2 separate regions of the Homo sapiens genome follow, and region 2 is linked to region 1. A link is a loop called in an ENCODE intact Hi-C map of the cell type or tissue named here. Cell type or tissue: heart right ventricle. All regions are shown on one strand.

Region 1 (4,000 bases):
GATGGTTCTGATATGCATCTCAGATACACCACAATTCTAGGGCATTTCCTAATCCTAGTCCTTTTTTCCCGTCTTCCCTGCCCCGTTCTGCCACTTGCTAGCTACCCTAGCAGTGCCTGCCTTAAAACTCAGACACAAGCCTGTTGGTCCAAGCTGAGAAGGCATCAGGAAGTGTTTATGGGAAGGAGTTCCAACGGCACCCTCTTGAGCTGGCCGTTGATACTGACCTCCTTATGTTTGCACAGATGGAACTACTGTTTTAAGAGACTTTGTTTTATTTGGTTTGCCAGTGTGCTAGTCAGGGTGAGTGGAAACCTTGCAATGATGATTATTTCTCTATTTTCAGTGAATTTTGAGCAAGAGGCAGTTGGTGACATATAAGGTGGGCATAGGACAGAATCAAAAGACAAAACACAGTGAAAGCTGCAGCAAGGCAAAGCTGAGCACAAGCAAGGCCATCTGTGACAGCCCGTCGCCTAACCGTTTAGCAATGTTTCACCCTTCTTGCTTTTTGAAAAGTCATGTTGGTTGAGCTTGGTAGCTCATGCCTGTAATCCTAGCACTTTGGGAGGCTGAGGTGGGTGGGTTGCATGAGTCCAGGAGTTATAGACCAGCCTGGGCAATATGGTAAAACCCCGTTTCTACCAAAAATACAAAAATTAGCCTGGGGTGGTGGTGTGCATCTGTAGTCCTAGACACTTAGGGGGCTGAGGCGGGAGGATCGCCTGAGCCTGGGAAGTTGAGGCTGCAGTGAGTCCAAGATTGCGCCGCTGCACTCCAGCCTCCTGGGTGACAAAGTGAGACCCTGTCTCCAAAAACAAGAAAAAGAAAGAAAAGTCATGTTTACAATTAGTGCCTGCCCTAGGCTACCCAACCATGTGGGTTGGGTGGATGAGGTCATGCATATTTCTGCTTTATTGATAAGGAAGAGCAGCTCTAGGGAGCTCAGGATTGACCTGTGGCCACTTTGTTGGTTTGGGGTAGAGCCAGACCAGACAGACGTCGGGATTCTGTACTTCCTCACAAATGCTTTCTCGTCTGTATCCTCTTTCCCAAAACTTTTCTTTATTTTCCCTCCTTCCCTTCCCCTTCTGTCCTTTCCTCCCTCCTTTCAATTGCCTCAGGACTGGCGGGGAGGGGATGGAGTTGTTGAGAGAAAACTGTGAGTTTCTGTTTTTAAAGTTCAGAGTGTTAGGTTCCATAAATGCCAGGCCATGAGAGCATTCCTGGAGACGCCTTCAGAGAAAAAAAGAAATCACATCTGTTTTTGTCTGCCTTTATTCTTCATTCAACAGCAGGTTTTTTTAATTCCAAGGAGAAGGATGTCTGCCGTGTATTTCTGTTTCATGGTGAAAGCTCAGAAGTGGTCAAAGGAGACCTTTGTCCCGGCCGTGATCACCCTTGGCTCTTTGGTGGTGGTCCGAGGGCTCTGTAAGACCATATTAGCCAAGTCTTTAGCCCCCGCTTGAAGTCTGTGGGGGCAAGGAACCCAGAACCCAGCCCAGCCAGATGTTCTGGCCCTTGTTCTCTGTCCCTTGCTAGCCCCTGCCTGGCTTGGCCCATTATCTGCTCTGTGCTTTGCAGGAAGGAGGAGACAGTTACTGTCTATCCCGCAGACGTGGTGCTCTTTGAAGGGATCCTGGCCTTCTACTCCCAGGAGGTACGAGACCTGTTCCAGATGAAGCTTTTTGTGGATACAGATGCGGACACCCGGCTCTCACGCAGAGGTGCGTTCTAAAAGCCTCAGGTGGCCCTGTTGGTGGCCACCTTGAGGGCGGGGGAGCTGGGAGCCTGTGACAGGACCCCACCCGCCTGAGTCTGAAGCCCATGCCTTCCCTGAGGCAGCTGTGTGTCGCATGGTCCAGCCCGGCTGCGTCAGTCCAGCCCCAGGATATCCTGCTGCCCAGACACTTGGTAACATTTGAGAAGGGATTAGTCACTTACTGTTTGGGATAACGAAAGGCTTGTGAGGTCACAGAGACTAAATAAGACACTGACATCTGGTTTTGCCTGGAAAAGTTTGATTAAATGCTTAGTTCCTTGCAATTTGTTTATAAGACATCAAAATGAAGATGCTCTGATTTGGGGAACTAACTGTAGGACCCCCGAGGATAGGATCCCCTGTGCCTGAAGTACTGGGCAGCTCATCCTGTTAGCCTGCTTCTCTAGCCCTTTATTTTCCAGCAGGCTTTATGGAGGCATTATCACTCTTTCCAGTCAGCTCAGGAGGGAAGTCAGCTGTGCCCTCCGCAGGCCCTACTAAGTGTGGGCCTGCCTGTGCTAAGTCCCTGTGCTTGTGTGCTGAAGGCACAGCAGTGCCCCTTGGTAGAGGAGCCCAGCCTGTGAACTGAGCTCTACAGGGTATTCAGCAGAGAGTTCGCTTCCACCAGGAGAGATTGGGAGGCTTCATGGAGGAAGAAGGGTTGGGACTTGGATGTGGTGGGGTAGGGTGACGCTATAGGCAACCCATGAAGGTGCACGGCAGAGATGTACAGACAGTGGCTTGTTCCGAGAGTGGCAGGAACCTGGAGTGTACAGAGGGTTGTACGAAGAGACACTACAAAGTAGGTTGGGGTCTGGTTTTAGAGACTGAGATCTCTAGTCTGGTTCTCGGTGGGCAAGGGAGAGCCACTGTGAGGTTCTGAGCGAGGCAAGTGAAGTGGCCACTGTTCTGTGTTGGACACTGGTTCTGACAAAGGAAATGTAAGTGAAGCCTGTAGCTGGAGCAGCTCTTTGGAGACTGCTCTGCTGATCTAGACGAGAGGCAGGGCTGTGGTCCTTAGATGGGTGGGAGAGGGAGCAGAGTTGAGATGAGAAGAGTATTAGCAGAGTTAGAATCGACCAGGACCCAGCAAGGGCAGTGGGTGGAGGCGACTGAATAGAGGAATGAAAGGTGAGAAGGTTTGAGTCTCCGTTGTGTGACAGAGGCAGGGAGACACAGGAAATGACGAGGTTAGCTCCTAGTCACAGGACACATTATTGACAGTTTCAGATATTATAAGCTGTATCCCAGGGCCCTCTGACTTCAAAGTCTGGGTAATTTTCTCTTTTCGGTTCATGAAACAGATCTGTAGTTTATCCCATTTAGCACCGTAATTGTAAGAACTATTCATGAGACCAGTAGAACCTACAGAAACAAGTCCTGAGCTTTGCCCTTCTAAGTAGTAATAGATACATATGCTATTAAGTCAGTGGGAGCTACATCTTGCTCCCAGGTGGGGTGAGGGACAGTTAGTTTTGTGTGATGGAAAAAAGAATGGAATGGGAGGAGACTTTTAGTTCTAGCAGAGCCCTTCCCAGCTAGCTTTGTGACTAGGCTCTTGCGACACCCCGGCTTGGGTTTCTTTATGGATAATACAGGGGAGACAGGCCTGCTTTTAGTGTCACGACTCTGGCTGGGTAAGAGTTGCATGGTCATTTTGGATAGATAATTGAACCCTGAGCCTGACAACCCCTCATGCTTCTGCCCCAGGGCCTGGCTTGTCACCTTAATCCACAAACTCCGGCCCTGCTTTGGTTGATCTGCTCAGTGTCCATGTCAGCTTGTCAAATTAGAGAGGCAGTGTGATACACAGGGACAGATAAATTTTAGAGTCCAGCGAATTGGGCTGAGATCCTGGTTTTACCACTTACTAGATGTGTGGCAAATTGTGCAAATTGGCAAATTGTGTTTTAACTTTTTTGTATCTCATTTTCCTATTAGAATGTGGTCTTATGATTGGTACTTCTGGGATAGTTGTGAAGATGAGAGGTAGTGCAGGTAAAATGCCTGGTGGTGCATTAGTCAATAAATATCTATGTGGCAGATCAGAAATCTGCTTCTGCTGAAGGGGTCGGTGCTGTTCGTTTTCTGAATTTTCTGACAAGACTGGTTAGATCCTCCAAGGGGATCTGCTCCGGTCATGTCCTCAGGAGCTAGTGATGCCCGGACTGATGCCATCACTAGTCCAGCAGTGGTACTCAGTCTCAGGGATGCAGTGCTGCCGAGGGAGGCCTCGCA
Region 2 (4,000 bases), 51 kb before region 1:
TTGTGAGATTGGATTACCTGGGAGTTCATCTGGGTCTTTTTTGTTTCTCATTCTCATGTCAGAATTTAAGATTTGAAAACTGAATTTCACATGTATAGTTTTGGGAAAAGTCATCTTTAAATGAACCCTACATTTATGGCAAAAATTAGGGACAGGACTGAGTTTCAAGAAGTCGTTAGGCCACAGGTTTTTTGAGGGATGGCACAGGCTTTTAACTTACTAAAAAGGACAACTTTTGGCTGGGATTGATGACTCAATGCCTGATGACTCAATGCCTGTAATCCCAGCACTTTGGGAGGTCAAGGCAGGAGGATCACTTGAGGCCAGGAGTTTGATACCAGCCTGTCAACATAGTAGAACCCCCCATCTCTACAAAAAATAAGTAATGAGCCAGGTGCAGTGGCATGCACCTGTAGTAGGAGCTACTCAAGAGGCTGAGGTAGGAGGATCTGTGGAGGCCAGGAGTTTGAGGGTGACAGATGGAGAGACCCTGTCTCTAAAAAACAGGAGAACAACCTTTATCATACTTTGCCACTTTTTATTCTTAATCAGAAGTAACACATGTTCTTGTAAAATGTTGATTTAATACTAATGGAGTGCCTACTGCAACTCTCTTGATTCCACTGCCTTATTTTTTTCTTATATCACTAATACCATTTGAAATAATTTTGCACGTGTTTATTGTTTATCTCTTTTCAATGTATTTCTTTTGGTAATAGCTAATACTTCCCGAGCACTAACTATATACTGAGTGCTATTCTAAGTGTTTTATTTGTATTAATGCCTTTATTTCCTCTCACAGCCCTTTCAGGTAAGGTACTATAATTATCCCCAATTTCAACATGGGAAGACTGTAGCACCAAGGAGTTAAGTACCCACTGTGTATAGAGTGCCAGGTGGGGCTGGCATTTAAACTCTTGGCTTCAGAGTCCAAAAAACCTACTCTGCTCTATTGAGTCTCAGTGCAAGCCTGAAAGGGCACGTATGCCTTCTCCTGCAGTGCCTGCACCTAGAACGGCTCCCTCCTCGTAGTTGACATTCAGTGTGGATGAACACGAGGTATTCCAAGTAAGAAGTAAAAATAAAATCCTTCAGCACCTGTGGTACTGTGATATAATAAGAAATATGTGTTTGGTCTCTGCCCCCTCATTCCTGGCACAGAGCTCCTAAAACCCTGTGGATAGGGGCACTAGGAGAACCTCTTGTTCTAATATGTTCCTGACACAGAGCACCCTCAAACCTTTGTAATTTCCTGGGTGATAACAGAGCTCCTAAATCCCTTAGAATTTCCCAGGTGATAGGAGCATCTTTTGTTCTAACAAGATAACTGTGGTGGGCTCCTGGATAGCCAGGATGGTGGCTGGTTGCTAAGGGAACGAACCGCGTGATTACGGTGTTAGAACTTTCAGCCCCATGCCCCTGACCTCTGGGGAGGTGAGAGGGAGAGGGGGGCTGAAGGTCGAGCTGATCACTAATGACAGCATTGTGATCAATGATGCGTATGTAACGAAGTTTTCATAAAAACCCAAAAGGACAGTGTTTGAATGAGCATCCAGATAGCAGAACAGGTGGGGGTTCCTGGAGGGTGACTGCCTCGAGAGGGTGTGGAAGCTTTGCACCCTTCCCACATGCCTCACCCTTTGCGTCTTTTTAATCTGGCTGTTCCTGTGTTTCCTTTATAATCTTTATAATAAATTGTTCCCTTTATAATAAATGGGTAAACATAAGTAAGTGTTTCTTTGAGCTCAGTGAGCCAAGCTAGCAAATTAATCGAACCTGAGGAGGGGTCATGAGAACCCTGATTTAAAAACCTCTGTCAGAAGCACAGGTCACAACCTGGGACCTGCCATTGGCATCTGAAGTATGGGGCAGTCTTGGGGACTGAGCCCTCAGCCTGTGGGATCTGGCGCTCTCTCCAGGTAGATCGTGTCAGAATTGAATTACAGGACATCCAGCTGGTGTCTGCTGATGAATTGATTGGTTGCTGGTGGGGAGAAATCGCCATACGTTTTGGTGACCAGAGGTGAAATATTCTGTGCACGGTAGAGGGTAGGAAAGGCACTTTGGTTTTTTTCCTACATCTTCTTGGCGCACTCTTCCTCAGAGGTTAGTTGCTGTAATTTGTTTTCCTCATAAAGCTTTTCCTTTTCAATTACAAATATATATTTATGCACAGATGTAGTACTTATAAAATGAATGTTACCTCTCTTGGGAAACAGACTTTTTTTCTTCGCAACTCTTTGGAGAGCATGTCCCTTGAGGTGTGACATTATTTTAGCTGTGTAACAATTAACTGGATCTGAGTTGTTTTACATCAGCTAAATATCAGTCTCCTTGAGATTTGGGAAATATTTAAGTCTCATCAGCAGTATTTTGGGGAAGGGGGTGCTCCTGCAGACAGCAGCTGCTGTTTTCTGTTTGTTTGTTCATTGATTGATTGATTGAGACACAGTCTCGCTCTGTTGCCCAGACTGGAGTGCAGTGGCATGATCACTGCTCACTGCAGCCTCAACTTGCTGGACCCAAACAATCCTCCTGCCTCAGCCTCCTGAGTAGCTGGTACTATAGGAGTGTGCCACCATGCCCAGCTAATTTTAAAATTCTTTTTAGAGATGGAGTCTCACTTTTTTGCCCAGGCTGATATCTAACTCTGTACTCCAGTGATCCTCCTGCCTCGGCCTCCGAAAGTGTTGGGGTTACAGGTATGAGCCACTGTGCCCAGCATTCTGTGCGTTCTCACTGGCTGTCATGCCCTGCAAAGAAAGTTGACCAGGTGCAGTGGCTCATGCTTGTAATTCCAGTGCTTTGGGAGGCCGAGGTGGGATGATCACTTGAGCCCAGGAGTTCCAGACCAGCCTGAGCAACACAGTGAGATCTTGTCTCTACAGAAAATTAAAAAAGAAAGTAAAAAAAATTAGCTGAGTGTGGCACCTGTGGCCTAGCTAGCTACTCTAGAGACTGAGGTGGGAGGATCACTTGAGCCCAGTAGTTTGAGGTTACAGTGAGCTATGATTGTGCCACTGTGCTCCAACATTGGCAGTAGAGTGAGACTTTGTCTCTAAAAAACCACAACATTTTAAAATTTATTTAATGTCCCTGGATTCCTACAGGTATTGAATTCCTATGGGTATGGGATTTTGACTGTGGTCTTTTCCTAGTTTCTATAACTGTGCTGATAAGAAAAAAGAGACTGCCCTTTTTTTTAAACAAAACAAAACAAAACAAAACATCTGGAAGTTGGTCAAGTCTTATCTTTCCTTCTGTTTCTCTCTGGTGGTAGCAGACAGTTTACCTGTAGGTCAAGAGTTTTTAGATTAGCCTGGGATCCATGGATAGGAGTCAGAAGGGCTATCTATCTTCTGAAACCACATGTAGAATTTAGTTAAGTGTGCATTTCACATTTCACTGGGGAGAGTGTTTCATGTCAGATCCCAGGATGAGGATAAGCACGAACACTTTTTGATATAGGTGTATTCTTTGTCAAGTTGGCAACAAGGATCCTGGAAGCTGACTTGATTTAGGGATTAGAACATGTTTTTCCTTTTTATTCCTAGTCCCAGAAAATGATATCAGTGGGAATAAAATGAGAGAGGGCAGTTTGGACTGTTCCTCAGTGAAGAACAGGGGTTTGCACTCATCAGGTGGATGTATGGGCTTAGCCTGTATGCGGGGGCACCTGTTCATATTAAATCTCATGTTGTGGTGTGACAGCAATGTCATGACTGCCTTTGTCCCCTTGTGAGCTTTGTATCATGTAGAGTGGAGATAGCTCACACCCTCATTTAACTGGCCAGTTAATGAGGCTGCTGCTGCTGTGAAGTGTGTGTGTGCTTGTATATTGTTAAAAACTTAACATATAGGTTATTACTTTGGTAAAAGTAAAAAAAAAAAGTATATGGTATAAAAAGACAAATCACACTGTCTCAGTGGTACCACTTCCTAGTGAAATGATCTTGGGCAAAGTTACTCGCTGTGTGTCAATTTTCCTCATCAATAAAAT

Evidence for each region. Peaks named below come from ENCODE experiments on the same cell type or tissue, not always from the same donor. Only the 100,000 strongest peaks of a DNase experiment are listed, where the experiment ranks them.
Region 2: a loop joins it to region 1, with 2.0 times the contacts of the local background. A loop is called at or near these places in 16 of 110 quality-filtered maps.

What each region holds. Positions count from the first base shown.
Region 1 is chr1:165,894,606-165,898,605 of GRCh38, forward strand. UCK2 (uridine-cytidine kinase 2) reads left to right here. Exons shown (of 7, transcript NM_012474.5): 4 at 1,585-1,727. Among named protein-coding and RNA genes, the nearest start is that of MIR3658, 11 kb to the right of the region's middle. RefSeq lists an enhancer at 3,916-4,000. In heart right ventricle, no CTCF peak of the experiment used is centred here; a DNase peak (open chromatin) is centred at 1,807; H3K27ac peaks cover 3,236 bases.
Region 2 is chr1:165,843,243-165,847,242 of GRCh38, forward strand. All of the region lies in intron 1 of UCK2 (uridine-cytidine kinase 2), which reads left to right. Among named protein-coding and RNA genes, the nearest start is that of UCK2, 18 kb to the left of the region's middle. In heart right ventricle, no CTCF peak of the experiment used is centred here; no DNase peak of the experiment used is centred here.